Regions from separate parts of the Mus musculus genome. Here region 1 is linked to region 2. Evidence: chromatin loops called from intact Hi-C (ENCODE). Cell type or tissue: left cerebral cortex. All regions are shown on one strand. Links, peaks and the distances in the headings refer to the core of each region. The heading gives the core; the rest is flanking DNA.

Evidence for each region. A loop is a pair of places that touch in the nucleus more often than their neighbours do. Peaks named below come from ENCODE experiments on the same cell type or tissue, not always from the same donor. Only the 100,000 strongest peaks of a DNase experiment are listed, where the experiment ranks them.
Region 1: a loop joins it to region 2, with 9 times the contacts of the local background. A loop is called at or near these places in 2 of 42 quality-filtered maps.

What each region holds. Positions count from the first base shown.
Region 1 is chr16:70,829,378-70,838,143 of GRCm38, forward strand. No RefSeq gene overlaps it. Among named protein-coding and RNA genes, the nearest start is that of Gm29823, 120 kb to the right of the region's middle. In left cerebral cortex, for the core only: no CTCF peak of the experiment used is centred there; DNase peaks (open chromatin) are centred at 3,010, 3,264, 4,947, 5,054 and 2 more places; H3K27ac peaks cover 2,043 bases.
Region 2 is chr16:70,735,878-70,744,643 of GRCm38, forward strand. No RefSeq gene overlaps it. Among named protein-coding and RNA genes, the nearest start is that of D16Ertd519e, 120 kb to the left of the region's middle. In left cerebral cortex, for the core only: no CTCF peak of the experiment used is centred there; a DNase peak (open chromatin) is centred at 4,391; H3K27ac peaks cover 800 bases.

The DNA of each region.
Region 1 (8,766 bases), core at 169-8,168, 93 kb after region 2:
CACTTTCCCACAAAATGCACACTCATGGATTTAATTTAATTTAATTTTCTTATTGGGCGGAATGATTTGGGTTTGTTTTAATATGTTTACCAGCATAGCTTCAGTATGTGTTGTATAAGGCTAGGTTTAAATGGGGTTTAAAAAAATAAAAATAATTTGTTAAAGAGGAAAAAAGAAAAAAGGAAAGATAAGCGACTTTTTCTGGAGGTTCATAAAGTAATTTATATAATATAATTATTAAAAATATATTGGTGTACTTAATAGGAACCTCAGTCATAACACTAAAATTAGAAATATACAATCTTTTGGTAACTACTAATTATAGAAAAAATATCTTTGAAATAACTACTGATTATTAATTAATGTTCAGATGAAATTGAAAACTACTTAGGCTACTTTGTAAAAAATATATATTTGTTAATAATATAAGACAGTGACCAATAATTTATATACCAACAGTTTTGGGAATAAGTTTTGGTTAATTCTTAATAACTATGTAAGGTAGGTTCCACTATTACCTCAATTTTTTCTGAAATCAAAGTCTATACACATTTCCCTTTAAAAATATTGGTAAATCCATGCAATTTGAGGGTATATTGTGAGTTCAAAACCAGCCTTGACTGTGTAGCACCATTATGTGTCCAAAAAAAAAGCCCCACACAAAATAATAAAAATACCTTTAGGTTTAGTTTATCTGAACGTATTGGAACATTGAACTCAGAAAAATTTCTGCTTCAAAGATCCATAAGTTGAATAACAATCAGAAATGGTGGCCCTGGGCCTGTAATACCATCCATTACTCTGGAGCAAAAGACACCAGAAAATCAAGGCCACCTTCTACAGGCAGTTAAAGGCCAGGCTGGTCTATGTGAGACATTATGTCAACATTACAACAACAATATTCAAACAATAATAAAAGTTAGTAATAATAAGAAAGAAAGGAACAGTGGAATGACTCAGCTAATAAGCGTGCTTGGTGCTAAGCCCAATGAGATGAGTGTTAGTCAGAGAACAGATCCCTTCGAGCTGTCTCCTGGCCTCTGTATAAACACCATGAGAAACGCACGTGAGCTCCTTAGGTAAATAAATGGAATAATTGCATTTTTTTTTAAAGAACAAAACCAAAATGTACTTAAGGATACTGCAAACATTTCAAGGAAGTTGAGATATATCATACAGGTGCTAAATGTACAGTCTTTCCTAGGTCATAAGGAATGAAGAAGAAAGCTGAATGGAAGTTTCTGGTCGTGTACGATAAAGGAGACTCACATGGTGTTTCTTAGTCAAGAACCGTGGGAGGATACTTTATGTCTGCGGAGAGTGACTGTGGGCTTCCGTAGGTAGCCTTACACTACTTTGTTGATTTCAAGTCTTTACTGATCTTCACTTCATTGAGAGAGGCGTGTCTGGGAATTTCTTTTGCCAACCCGGCTGATTCGGGCTCCTCCAGCTGACTCCAGAGGCCTGGATGTTTCTGCAGTATCATGCTACCACTGCTGATTTGTGTCTGGTATCCTGACACAACTGAACTGGACTGCTGGTATCCTGACAAATGGAGTTTGGAATTACCCCGAAGATACAACTTCTAAACAGGTCCACATCCTCTTGTCTTATTTACAGTCTTTTCCTCCCTACCTCTGAACAGTGGGCTAGATAAGGGGCTGTGGGGGGTGGGGTGAGACAGGTCAAAGCATTTGAGAACCCTTATTTATTTATTTATTTATTTATTTATTTATTTATCTATCTATTTATTTATTTGAGACAGGGTTTCTCGTATAGCCCTGGCTGTCCTGGAACTCACTTTGTAGACCAGACTGGCCTCGAACTCAGAAATCCGCCTGCCTCTGCCTCCCGAATGCTGGGATTAAACGCCCAGCTTGAGAACCCTTATTAAAAGTCAGTTTTGAAAAATCTAAGCCTATAGGGGGCAGGTGAGCAGGGAACGGGGCATTCAGATACATGGAGGTATGAGAGAATATGTGCCCAGGGTCTGTGTGCAGATCCATCAGAAATGAATTCAAGCCCTCTGCGTACCCTGAAGTGGTGGTATTCATAGCACAGTAATCCTTGCTAAACATGAACATGGTTAAGCTTCCCCTCACCCCCAAACTCTGTCTGTAGTGTTCATTCTTCTCAGTGGAAAGTTTTCTGAGTTGATCTCCACAAAACTACTTGACAAGGTGAGGGACATCGGACAGAGAGTGGAAGGATGCTGTACTAGTGAGCATTCTAGAGCAACACCATCATGCCTATCTTCACATCTACCACTTACATCTCTATGGGGAAACTTGTTTAAAGAAATTGTCTCAAAGGCTTTGGGATGCTACCTGTTCACAAGGTATAGGTTAGGCAGTAATTTTGGAAGGTTAGAAAAGTGTTAACACTGCACCTTGAGCCTGAAGGTGAGCTGCTGGTCAAGTTCTTTCATAAGGGCTTTTTGAATGAGACCTACCCACTTGCTGCCGATTAGCCTACTTTACCCTGTCACTGGTTCAAATGTTAATTTCACCCGAAAAAAAAAAAGAATAATACTTTCAAAGCAGCAGCCAGACTAGTGTTTCTTCATATATTTGGGAGCCATGACCCAACCAAGGTGCCATATAAAAATAAGTCATCCTCACAGAGTCAGTAAAAGCGATCAGTTAAGTAAGCTGTTTTTGTGAGCTGCTGAGTTTATCCTGCTAGATATTTCTGCGCGCAGAGTAGGTCACATTTTAAAGGTAACTGAGATGACTTTTAATCAAAGAAGCTGATAGATAAACCTATCCACTCTCCTGAAATTATTAAGGAAGCGCTTGAAAGACTACAATCCTCAGATACTTTAACATGAGCAAGTAAAGCATACTCAGTAGCCTTGGCATATTCTTCAAACAAAGAGCATGTGTTCTCAGTGAAAGCGGTAGCAAATGTGCAGCCAGCCTGTTCTCAGGGTAAAGAGACAAGTGGGTGGATGTGTTGTGTGATCTGTGTGGGTCTCAAACATCTTCAAACGGGTTAAGGTAAACAGAGAGTAGTCTGTTGTTCTATCATGAAGGTGCTGATGATGCATCAAAGACTGCATATTTCATGTAAAGGAAAGTGATTGCCAATTGTCAATGATGCTGGGGGAAACATGGTATGGTATACTGTGTCCTGAAACCTATACCTGGGGAAATCCATGAAAGCTTGCTCTGTACCTGGATTGAGTGAATGTTTCAAACCAGGGGAGGCCCTACATTTCCCACAGGTTTTGTACACGATCGTATTTATGTGTTATGGAAGAACACTTGTAATACAGCATGAAAGAAAGAAGGTTAAAGTAGGTGATCCGAATTTAAGTAGCAGGTGTGAATTCATTATGTGGGAGGAAGTTTCAGGATATATTTAGCAGTAGCTGTGACACACATTATAGTAGTGTAAGGAAGAGAAGTATTACTTAGTGATAATTTCCAAGTCACTGGCCTAGGAGACAGAGAGGTGGTGATGCCAAGCCTTAGAACACAGCTCAGAAAGCAGTAGGGAATGGTGGGCTAACTAGTAAACACAGTTTTATGGTTACTGTGACAGTAGAGAAAGATGACAGTTGAAAAAAAGCATTGTAATAGAAGTTTCTAAACTAAACACAGAGGTTTTTGCATGCATGGCACAAATCAGGGTACACTAACTATTCATTCTTTTTTTTTTATTCATTAGGTATTTTCTTCATTTACATTTCCAATGCTATCCCAAAAGTCCCCCATACCCTCCCTCTCCCACGCCCCTACCCACCCACTCCCACTTCTTGGCCCTGGCGTTCCCCTGTACTGAGGCATATAAAGTTTGCAAGACCAAGGGGTCTCTCTTTCCAATGATGGCCGACTAGGCCATCTTCTGATAAATATGCAGCTAGAGACACGAGCTCCAGGGGGTACTGGTTAGTTCATATTGTTGTTCCACCTATAGGGTTGCAGACCCCTTTAGCTCCTTGGGTACTTTCTCTAGCTCTTCCATTGGGAGCCCTGTGATCCATCCAATAGCTGACTGTGAGCATCCACTTCTGTGTTTGCTAGGCCCTGGCATAGCCTCACAAGAGACAGCTATATCAGGGTCCTTTAAACAAAATTTTGCAAGTGTATGCAATGGTGTCAGCGTTTGGAGGCTGATTATGGGATGGATCCCCGGGTATGCCAGTCTCTAGATGGTCCATCCTTTGGTCTCAGCTCCAAACTTTATCTTTGTAACTCCTTCCATGGGTGTTTTGTTCCCAATTCTAAGAAGGGGCAAAGTGTCCACACTTTAGTCTTTGTTCTTCTTGAGTTTCGTGTTTTGCAAATTGTTGGAACATAATTGTCCTTGCTTGCTTGCATATCATTAATGACAGTCTTCTGCTTACATATCATTAATTATCAGCCTCATAATGAAAAAAATAAGAATTGACTATATATTTCTGATGTGACAGAACTCTTATTGCCACAGAACCAAAGTTATTTAGCCTTTCCCACTAAATCCAAAGAAGGAAAGAAAGAAAAGAAAAGGAAAGAAAAAAAATGGGGGCAACACAGAGAAACTTCTGCAAATCCCAGCTTTTTAAAGGAACACTGATGTAGATGAATAGTATTTACATTTTGGTTCCAGAAAAAGTGTCCAGTGTCTAAAGTAGATAGTGTATAGAATAGAGAGAGAAAAGACTGAGTCCAAACACTTAAAGTGAGTGAAACAGAAAGGACAAGTGTGTTAGATTAAAGTCAGCGCTTGCAAGAATGGGAGTGCTTATCTCTAAGTTTATGTTCATCCATGGTCTCTATCTTTTCTAGTTACCCGTTAAGTTTAGCAGGAAAAGAGGAAAATGGAAGAAAACTGTTCCTGTTTCCTCTCTGCCTTTTCTTCCCCTACCTTCTTCTCCCTGTCATCCTACACCCTATACTCCCTCTGCCTCTCATCAGAGTTCTAAGAAAGAAAATAGTCAGTAGATAAAATGGCAGAGATCATTGTGGAATAGTTCTAACCCATATGCGAGAAAAGCAGCAGGAACTGAATGACACCCTGAGATGGGGAACCCTGTCTGTTGTTCCTCAGACTGTATTTCCTGCAGCCAGGCATCACCCAGCATGTTTTACTCCCATGGTCCTTTATTCTCTGCTAGTCCCTTTTTATTTCATTTATGTGGGCTTTCCCCCTACATGGAGACACACATCTCAGCATTTTGCCTAGGAAATAATATCCTATTTCCTTTGCAGGTGTTGTCTTCTTGGAATGGTAATATAAACGTGCAGTTTATATTAAAGACCCAATGAACATGTCACTTGTTTGAAAAGAAGCCCTCGATTTGACTAGAAGAGACAGGGGACAAATAAGCCAGATTCTTCCTTATACACACAGTAAAGCAATTACTGGGATGAGTGTAGGGAAGGGCAAGGCGGTCACTCACTCAAGCATACAAGGTGCTATGTCCTTGAAATTAACGGTTGTGCTTAGGAACCTGCTTCGGCCTGTCAGCCAGAGATGGTAGCATGGGATTTCATAACTGGTCCATGTGGAGGCTGCTAAGCACACATTTTGAAAGAGGTCGTTCCTTAATCTTCCCCTGCCCCCAATAAGGTCTCAGGAATTTCACAATATTCTGACTTCATGCCCCCTCCGTGAATGCACTTGGAGGAGCAGCAGGTTAACCTCCTCTGTTCACTGATGAGTTTAAAATGCTGCTGTTTACTTCGCTGCTGAAAATGGAACTTTCTCCTCATTTAAGCAGTGGTGTTCTCGTTTGGTGCTGACAAGCCACGGATTGTCAAAATTGGACATCTTGCCATGAATAAAGATGACAACTGAATAAGTGACTCAGAAATAAGCCCGACAAGAGAGAAGCAAAGAAGCTTGAATGTGGAATTTAAATACACTTCTTCTGTCATTTGGGGACACCGAACAAGTCAGGTGGCAATGGTTAAGCAACAGGCATGTGGGCAGTAGCTCTCATGATCCCCGCATTGCCAAGATACCTTTTCACAATTGTTCTTGCTTTGGCGTCTGTGAGTCAGATCCCTGCGAGTTTGGGTGTGGTAAGATCCAATTTTACCGTTATAACTTCAGACACCTGCTCCGATGAGAGTTGGAGATCGCACCTGAAGAAGTTATGTCTTTATTACTACTAGGGTTAAGTATGGTGTTGGGTCTCATTGATTAGCTACTCCAAAGATAGATTTCTGCCAACAGATAAAGAATACTAGCATCCGGTAATGGAACAGATGTTCAGGGAGGAAGACTGAGAGGGTCCCTATTGCTCAAAATACCCTGTGTTTTCATGGAGACAAACACTAGATAAAATGAACATGTTCCCAGTTTCATTGATCATCAAAGCTTAGTATTGTATTAGATAATATTGTATAGAATGTCTGAGGCACAGAAAGAACTAGTGCCACCTGTTGTTAATATAAATAACTTTTTATTTATACACTGTTACAATCACAATCATAGATCATATACAGTATTAATATTGAGAAGATATACAAACTACTGGTTTTCTGTACTGGGCATCTTTGTTAATTTCTAACTGATGTACTTCTGAATTTGTTCATTTTATCTTTCTGTCATTGCCTCTTATTGAAATTTTCTGAGTGTATTTAGGGAGGACAGAAGAGTCTTTGAAACTGCACGTTGAATAAACACTTGAACAATTTGCAGTTGCCACAACTTTTCCATGAGTGACAGTAGAGTGCCCAACTGGTTTGCTAAGTATTTGAACAGGTCATGGAGGCTGCAGGTTTTGTGATTCCCTACGTTGCCACAAATCTGACTATTTGTTGATTTCTAAAACACTTTGCAGTGATTTGTCATCACTGGGAGAAATATAGTTTCTGACATTGACTGGATAAAGGGCACGGTTACTGCTCAGTGCCCCACAGTGAGCAGGAGAGAATTACAGTATATGAAAGAATTGTCTGGCCTCACATGAGAACTATTGTCCTAAACGATTGCAATTAATGTAATTATTCTTCTTTAAAGAAGATAAAGGTGTCTGCTATGAATTTCCAAACAACACATTGTATAATATTTAATAAGTGTGGCCAAGATGATTAATTAATAATCAACTCAATTAAATTTTATAATGCAGTGGGGAGAATAATCGGTTTAGGAGTAAACTGGATTTGTATCTTAGATCTGTAATTGATTGTGTTGCCCTGATCAAGTTACTTAACATCTCAAATTAAGTTAAAACAGTTTTACGGCAACACAATACAATCATTCTCAACTTTTAAACTTCAATGATGAGTCAATTACATTGAGATTTTAGTATAATAGATCCTTTTAAGAATTATTCTCTGTGTCTTCTATGCTTCATCTAATTTCCAAAGAGTGAAAAGATAACTTTAAATATTTGAGTCCTGCATTGTATAGTCTACAAAAATACTTTTTATTGGGCATATGTTCAGTTTCCATCGTAATGTAATCTTTTATGAAGTCTAGATGACATGGGCTACCATTTTCTTCATTCTTGATATTGTTGGTTCAGTCTTACAATAGAAAGGGTGCGCCTGCTTTGGGTCTATAGGCTGTTACCTGTTCTTTGTGTACAATAATGTAAGTACTAAATGCTCCAGATGGTACCACAGATGCAGAAAGGTTAGGAGATGTAATCAATTGTCATACCAGAGAGGCATTCAGTGTGATTTCGAGTTTATTGTGAGTCCCTCCTGACTGAATTAGAATGTCATGTTCTGTGACAGGATAGTAGTAGATTAGGTGCCTGCACTTCACTGCTGTCCGGGATAAAAAAGGGGGAGAAATGCAGTGTGAACTGCCTCTCTCAGTGCCTGTGCTTGTCTAATAATGTGTGCTCTCCTTAAATCACAGTTCAAAGTCTTGACGATCATGTCTCGATATCTGTTCTGTGAGCTGAGGAAATGAATCACAATATTATCAGAAAATGCCAGAAAGCCCTGTGCACGGAACACACTGAAGAGTGGGTGAAGTTTCCAATTCTGAAGGAGCCAGCTTAAAGTTGCCTTCAGTTTATGCAGGAAAAATAGTAAGCAGAAACAGAGCTGGGAAACAGGGCTATAGATGTTCTTTCTGTAATATGGGCTTACTTCTGGAAATTTGACAAATTCTAACTTGAGAAAAGTTGGTTTACAACGCTTTCCCCACACAGGTGAGAAAGATTAATGCGTTATTTAGTTGGGCAAAGTTTTAAAGCATATATGCTTTTTGAAAATGATTAATCCTTTAACAAGTCTAGGTTAGGAAAATCCATTTTAACAATTACACTTTTGACCTGAAACATGGTTGCCCACCATAGTGTGGCTGATTGACTCTTTCAGTAGCACTTAAAAATTCTGGAAGAAAATGTTTTGAAAGGGAACATATATTAGGTTTTTTTTTTTTTTTTGAAAGATAAGTATAAAAAAAAAGGTAAGCCTGATTTGAAATTGGTTTTATAAAGTATTTCACTTGACATCACAGTGTGGTAATTGGAAGTTAAATTGTGGAGTAGAAATACTATCAGACTTCAAGATGGGACTTGTGGGCCACCAGAGAAATTGAACTCAAGTAGAATGTTCAAATTTGATGAATTTTTGCAACTTTTACATCCCACCTAAGTGACTGTGTAGGGAAAAAATAAGTAGTTGTTTTCCTAGCAGTGTGTTAGCTGGTGTTCACTAATCAGTCATGGAATTCTCTTTCATGAAGAGAATTTGTAAGTTAGCAGGTAAAGTATTTATAATAATATCTGTTGCCTTAAGTGATATGTTCAAATGGTTTTTGCAACAGTCTCCTGAGAATATTATGGTTAAATTTTTAAGAAAGCTGGAAGTG
Region 2 (8,766 bases), core at 326-8,325:
ATTTTGGCCTTTGTGGGTACCAGGCGTACAGTTTGTGCACAGTTAGGCAAGCACATACACTAAAAAGAAAGGACCATATACAGAGAGGAATGGAAATTACTCCTAATACACTTTCTGTATTTTCTAAGTCCTTGAAAACTTATATCCCATCTAGCATACCACATTTCTTCTTAACTTGACCATGAATAGAATCATTTTTTAATCACTGTCTTGGTAGTGTTTGCCTTGCATCCTATCCTGCACATGATGGTTTTTATTTCCACTTGTTTTCTGTATCCCTCGTAATCTGTAACAGAACTCCTTGAACACAAGTATATTGACACAGTTTGATGAGAACTGACACCACCGTTTCTGGTAATCAGGGACTATATGGTAATTGTGAGTAAAAAGACAGTTACACATAGAGCAAGATGCAAAATAATGGTAGCCGCTAATACTTCTGAGAGGTGTAACTGTGTTATGTCCAGTGTAAATGTCTCAGACTGTTCTCATTAGCAATCCACTTGGGTATAGTATGGTTACTTTCCCACTCTCATCTATTCTCTTGATTTTAAATATGATGATTTCCAAATGTAAGTTTCTAAACTTATTATTTTCTAGGTCCCAGAGTCTTACATTTATCTTTACCCTGAAATAGCCTTGATTCTTAATATTTGAATTTTCTTCATCCCAAGATGTGATGATGATGATGATGCTGGTGGTGGTGGTGGTGGTGGTGATTTGCTCAGGTAATTTCCTTTTAAGGCAACCTTGGTTTTTCTGTTTCTAGTATGTCAGATTTAATAAATAACAAATCTTGTAGATTGTACCTGAAAACTATAAGTATCCTTCACCTGTGTTGTTAATGGTCCTTCTATAATAACACTAAAGGACTCACTGGTATCCCCCAGTCCCAGATATCAAAGCATTCTAACTGGACCTCATACAGTTTCCACTCTATCATACCCTATCACTTTGGCTCAAATCTGCCTAATGGGTTCCTAGGGCTTAAGATAGTCTAGAAGGATTGGGACAGCGTAGTCTATCACTGTGCTCTAATTTCTTCCTAGATATAAGTCATAAACATACTTTCTAGTAAATTTGAATTAATCACATTGAATTCACACCAAACATTTGAAAATGATGTGATAATATTTGAGTCTCATCCATGACACTGTGAAAGGCAACCTTTGAGTAGCCATTACTGTGAATAGACATCCCCCATTTTTTTATGTACTTAATATATAGCAGATGACACACATGAGAGGAATTAACTAATTACATAGTTAATGTAGCCATGTGGAAGTAGAGGACTTAACAATTTACAAGAAAACAAAACAAAACAAAAAAGATAATTTTTACCACATTATCCTAGATTTCTAGTGAAAAAATATTTGATTTTTCTTAGTCATTGAGTATCTAAGGGGATGTGATATGTTAAACTTGGTAGCTGTGATTAAATGTTAGAACTTGAACTAAAAATTCTTGAATTTTCTAAATTATTCCTGATTAATTTCTCAGAAAGTAATGACACATAAATAGTAGTTGAGTAGCAATATCTAAGGGCCATTCCTTTATATGAAATATCTTAAATATTTATATTCAATATCCCCAGTGATGATGATTACAGATTTTTGTACATGGCCAATAAAAGGATTGGCAAGTAGATGAGGTTCAGGCTATTGGAAGGGTGGGAAGGCAGTGATTTAAAGACCTAAGATTTATCCACTGGGAAGTGGATATAGGTCATTCAATTCAATGGTTTGCTCATTAGTAAAATTTGTGAAATGAATTAGATTTTATTTTTCAGTAATGAGGACGTGTTTCATATGAAGGAAAGTGAAATAATGGACATTAACACTACTTTGTAGTGTGTGTGTATGTGTATGTTAGTATTTGTGTGTGTGTGTTGTGTGTACAACCTAAGAACTGTGCAAATATTCCTTATTGGTATGTTAAAATTTTCCACAATCTTAATTCATTATGATTATATTTTATATTTTCATATATATATATACATATATATATGTGTGTGTGTGTGTGTGTGTATGTATACATACATATACACATATACATTCACATACACACATACACACATATACACACACACATGCACTCTCTCATGTACACACACATACACATAAACACACACACACACACACACACACACACACACACACATATATTGATGGTACCTATCCATGTATAAGTGAAAAAGGAAATACTGATCTCACCTTACTTTTATTCAAACTAAATTAAGCTGCTTCAACACCAATGTTTAGAATAGAGAACTCAATCTTTAGTTATTATGAACCTTTAAGGTAATATATTTTCAGTACATTTAACAGTACAAACAGGGACAACAAGTTGGCTTTAATTTAAGGTTGTGCCCTTTAATTAAAACTCATTTTCTTAAAAAAAAAGTTTTCCTTATAACTATCTAGATTGATTTTATTTTATAAAAACCTCTCTATGCTTTTACATCACAATACTTGACAAGAAAAAGCAATTTCTTAAAATAATGATGAGCAACTAAGAACCTAAAAATGGAAGGAATATTGCTTCATTTTCTGTATTTGTGAGATACCACAAACCTTGCATGCAGGGATCTGTGTGTGGAAGCAATTCTCCAACTATCATGGCTGTTCTTATGACTCACACGCACTATCAGCATTTATGCAAGAATATTAGATGTATAAATAAGCATATGCATAGCTTTCGGACTAACACATTTGCATGCTTAATCATTCTAAACAGATAACCCTAAAGCAAGTCAATCAATAAATAATTGTAATTAGATTTGGAACACTTATAGCTTCATAAAAACCTAAGAGGAACAGAAAAAAAGTCATGAATGCAGAGTGATAATTAATGCACATTTTAATTGCAGAAGTCACTCAGATACTTACATTTCCATAACTGTTGAAATCAAGTGTACCAGGATTATATATATATATAATATATAATATATATATATATATATATCATTATTTTGTAGGAGAGAATAAGTTAAATGTAAAAAGAAAAAATTATTTAAATTTTGATTGACATGTTCAAGTAAAGAGTGCGTACAATCTTAACTTTGATGATTGTGGACATTTTTGTTACATTTTTTCATTATAATTGTTTTCAATATATTTTGATTTTGCCAGTGGCTTTTAGAGTTACAACTTGTTAGTTCAAGTAAAAAGTAATTTTTATATATGCAGTAATATGCAGTAATTTATTTTCAAAGCAATTAACTTGCATTAGTCCATTTGTGGTTTTGTTGTTGCTAGAGGAATATTATTTGGCAGAATGTCATCCAATTTACTGTAGTATTCATATTTTCTTGAAACATGAGTTGTAGATATGAGCTTACCTAAAATGAATGTATGGTGTTTCATGATAGCTGGGCAGTATTTACAATAGAAACTGTGTTTACTAAGAAAGCTGTTATTTGAAACAACATTTCCTGGTTATCTCAGGATAACACTGCAAATTATATGTATTATTTAGAATACTAAGCAAATATTTTCAGGAGCTCATCAAGCCCTTGACTTGCAGCTCTGAAACTGTGCAATGTGACTCGGAGAACAAATCCTATTTGTGTATATATTATAGAATTAGACCACGCCAAGCCCAGAAGGCAGATGCAATCATTCTTTGAACTGTACAATAAATCCTGCTGTTCTGAAAAGCTTGAAAGCCTATTTGCATTTGCCAGAAGTAATGAAATGCATCTTAATAGGTTTAAATATGCAGCATTCATAAATATCGGCCAAATATAGCTATTTCCTTGGTGTGATCAGGTGAGCTCCTCACATTAAGATATGCTTCTCTAGTTAGCTCTGGTATTTTTCCCATCTGCAGATTAGCAAATATGAACCATTAGCAGACTTGAGAGTGAGTTGAGCTTCGAAATTATTATTGTGGAAATAGAGAGGAATTACTTCATTTTCAGCAAACAAACACTTAATGAAAAGTCTTATACAGTGCTAAGAATTTCACATCTACTTTTAGCTTCATCAAAGACAAAAGAAAATAAAACCTTTTCTCATGTGAAAATTCCTTTTCTACACTTTCAAGAGGAAAGCGAGGAGGAGAATCTGTTCTACAGGTGGATTTACATGTTTACCTATAATTACAGAACATTCCCTCTACCATGACAACTCCACCTCTGGACAGATATCTGGCTTAACAAGTTTTCCTTTTCATAGACCTTGACATTGGGGAATACAGGCTTTTGGGTTTTGAATTTCAGACGGAGCTACCACTCACAAAAATCTTCCCCTCCACCAGAGCAGACCGAGAGCAGTGTCAGAATTAGCATTCCGGCTTCGTGCACTATTCCAAATGGAGATCTTTATTCAAGCAGGGAGAAATCCTTCCTCTCTCCCAATATGCAGAGAGCAGAAGGTTTAAGTGGGAAGTGCTATATGTCTATTTGTTCTAAATCACACTTGAAGGACCCAAGCCCAGTGCCATGAATAAAAAGAAATGCCCTTCAGGAAAACAAGGGCCTCGTGTTCATCACACCTGGCTTCAATTCTCGTCACAGCTGATGTGTACAGGAATAATTAGAAATCATATAGATACTGATGAGGAGTGAAAGGAGGGGTACTTAAAATTCTGCTGCACCTTGTGCTCAAAATATCTCTAGCATCTTAGAGTCACTCTTAGAAACAATTTAGGAAACCAAGCTTTTTAGCCTGAAAAAGCTTAATTTTATGAATATTCTAGATACACGGAGCCCGAATGAAATTTTTAAAACTGCAAACATAGCACTTCCTTCTATATTATGTAACAGGTGTAACTAGAAAAATATCAAAGAAAAAAATGTAAGTCGAACACATATTTCCTGGAAAGTAGAGCTTTCCCTTTGGGAAGATAACTGTTATATTGGTTTATGTTTATTTGACTTTTCATAATAATAATTGGAATGTGGGTCTAGCTTTTGAATGTAGTAGGCAGATTATACCGTCTGCGTTTTACCCACGAATGCAAAACTCAGCATAAGCATGCCAGCTAGAAAATAATTCAAAAGCTAATGTTATTGGAAGGGGATCGGCAGCTTCAACTGAAAGCATAGCATGAAACATAAATTCTTGGGATGTTAGGAACCATTTATAGAGTGGCTTCTTGGTAAATTATTATTTAAACACAAAGTTTATAATCAAGCAGTAGGATCATGACATTAATTTTAACCAATTTTCAAATATATCCATTTGAATTTCACCCTAAATAAGAATTATAGCAAAATTACATGTTACTGGTCAATAGATATAATAAGAAGAATATTCTATAAGTCAATTTGTTAAGCAATATGTTTGCAAGAAGATTATACAGAAACAATTGAGCCTGATTTGACTCCTTATTTATTCATCTTTGCATGGTCAACTGATTAACTATTTGTCATACAGATCCTTATGAAGGAAATTTTTCTGTTTTTAACCACATGCATTTTTATCTGTTTTTATTTTTAATGTTGACCACTGTCTACTGATAGATATGTGTCTGTCTGGTTGGTTGTAATGTGTGCTAAGGGAATTGTTTAAAAGACATATAGAGTTACCTGATATCTTTCCCTTAAGTCTCTCTATTTATATTTTTAACAGAAGACCTTCAATACCTTTCCACTGCAACATTGATAACCTTTTTTCTCTTGATCTGTGCTTTTCATTGTCAAGGTGTGCTTTCTCCCACATTTTTGAGACAATATGCATTCTGCTTTACTTGAACCAGGATATAACAGTTTGTGGTTTGGTCAGCTGCCTTTTATATTTTGAACCATTAATAATATATCCTATTATTGACTTCTCTGATCTACATTTACTTGTTACTCTGAGACCAGGATTTTCATCTACTGAAGCCTACTTTTCATTTCTAGATATACAATTTTTTGCTTTATTGTATTTCTAGTCTTGAATGTCACCTTCTACAGAGTCGATCAGTCTTTCTCTGATAAATGTGACTACAGAAAAATGTCACATGTTGACTACAGTCTTTCTAGTTGTCACTTAATAGGTCTTTTAAGAAATTTTAAGTACTCCATTGTGTAAACAAACCATATTTTCTTTGTTCATTCTTCAGATGATGAACATCTAGGTTGTTGCCAGTCTCTTCCTACTAGTAATTAAGCTGAAATACACATAGTTAAAGAAGTGCCCTTTTGGTAGAATGGAACGTCCTTTGGTTATATATGTCAAGGAGTGGCATAATGGGGTAGATCAAGCCCAAATTTTCTGAGGAACTTCCATATTGATTTCTCTCATGGGTGTACAATTTTTTACTCTAACCAAGATTGGAGTAGTGTTCCTCTTTCTCCACATACTTGGTAACAAAACTGTTACTCCCATTACTGATCTTAGCTATTCTGATACATCACATTTACACAGTGAAGTATTACTCAACTGTTAAAATATGACATTTTGAAATTTGTAGGCAAACAGATATAACTAGAAAAAAACATTCTGAGTGATATAATCTATACCCAAAAGAAAAATATGGGATGCATTCACTTATAAGTGAATATTAGCTGGTAAGTCAATGATTTTCAAGCTACAATCCATAGAGAGATTAGAGAAAAAAGGAGGTTTCTAACTCTGGAAATCAGTCTGGCGGTTCCTCAGAAAATTGAACATAGTACTACTGGAGAATCCCGCAATACCTCTCCTGGGCATATATCCAGAAGATGTTCCAACCGGTAAGAAAGACATGTGCTCCACTATGTTCATAGCAGCCTTATTTATAATAGCCAGAAGCTTGAAAGAACCCAGATGCCCCTCAACAGAGGAATGGATACAGAAAATGTACTACATTTACACAATGGAGTACTACTCAGCTATTAAAAAGAATGAATTTATGAAATTCCTAGGCAAATGGATGGACCTGGAGGGCATCATCCTGAGTGAGGTAACCCAATCACAAAGGAACTCACACAATATGTACTCACTGATAAGTGGATATTAGCCCAGAAACTTAGGATACCCAAGATATAAGATACAATTTGCTAAACGCATGAAACTCAAGAAGAACGAAGACCAAAGTGTGGACACTTTGCTCCTTCTTAGAATTGGGAACAAAACACCCATGGAAGGAGTTACAAAGACAAAGTTTGGAGCTGAGATGAAAGGATGGACCATCTAGAGACTGCCATATCCAGGGATCCACCCCATAATCAGCTTCCAAAACGCTGACTCCTTTGCATACACCAGCAAGATTTTGCTGAAAGGACCCAGATGTAGCTGTCCCTTGTGAGACTATGCCGGGGCCTAGCAAACACAGAAGTGGATGCTCACAGTCAGCTATTGAATGGACCACAGGGCCCCCAATGGAGGAGCTAGAGAAAGTACCCAAGGAGCTAATGGGATCTGCAATCCTATAGGTGGAACAACATTATGAACTAACCAGTACCCCCCAGGAGATTGTGTCTCTAGCTGCATATGAATCAGAAAATGGCCTAGTCGGCCATCAGTGGAAAGAGAGGCCCATTAGTCGTGCAAAATTTATATGTGTCAGTACAGGGGAAAGACAGGGCCAAGAAGTGGTAGTGGGTGGGTGGGGGAGTGGGTGGGGGAGCATGGGGGAGACTTTTGGGATAGCATTGGAAATGTAAATGAAATAAATACCCAATAAAACAAAAGAAGAAAAAAAAGAGGTTTCTAGAGTGGAATACATGGATTTCCCTGGAAAATAGAAATTGAATAGTTTTTGTGGGTGAACTTGGGCAAATGTGGATGGGAGTGAGAGGTATCAGGCAGGGAGGATAGAGGGAAAGATAGTTGAAGTGTAAGGGCATTTGGGATCTGTCTGGAAACCTTGTGCAGCAGATGCTTCCTGTAGTCAGTGACTTTAGTGAGGACTATTAGTATTGACCAATATGGAGTCTAAACTTGTCATCGTTTGTGGGCAAGGCAAGGCTCCCAGTGATAGAATATGGCTGCATTCAGTTTAGTTGTTGGCCAAGGACATCCTATGAATATATCTGTACAACCCAGGCCACTGGTAGGACAGAAGGTCACTCTCCAAAAATTGACAGGCCCATTGTAAAGGACAACATCCACAAAGCTCATTGATCATAGAGTAATTCAGCTGAACCCTGCATGGGACCTTCATCTCTATGGTCTAATCTCTTTAGCACAGGAAGGTTCTCTGAAGAATGCAGAAAGAAAAGAAACACCAACCCTGTCAAAAAACTTTCTATCTACAATCTGCCCTGCCTGCAAGATATGCTGGGGCAATGGCAACAAAACTTGTGGGAAACCAGCCAATCATTGTCTGGTTTAAACTTGAGGGCTATGTCACGAGAGGTAAACTGCCCTACACTACTTGAATGGCCAGGAATGGGAGACTGGACAGCCTAAAGACCTAGGGTAGAATCGAACATCACACACACACACACAGAGAGAGAGAGAGAGAGAGAGAGAGAGAGAGAGAGAGAGAGAGAGAGAGAAAGAGAGAAACTATTCCTAACAATAGTTTGGGAAACTCATAGATTAGTGCTTTTTCTAGTTATCATCAGAGAGGCTTCCTCCAGCAGCAAATGGAAGTATTTGCAAAGATTCATAGTCTGTGAGGAGGATATACCCTGTGGAAGAGGATAAACCCTGCGGAAGAGGATAAAACCTTGTAGAAACCAGAAGGGACAGAGCACACCAATAGAACACTGATCTTTGAATCAACTGGGCAGCATTCCTAAGTGTTCATAGAGTCTGTCACAGCAAGTATCATGCATACCTCTGCAACAGATCTTCTGTGTATATATTAAGGCTATTAGTTTGGTGGATTTGTGGGATACCTAATGGT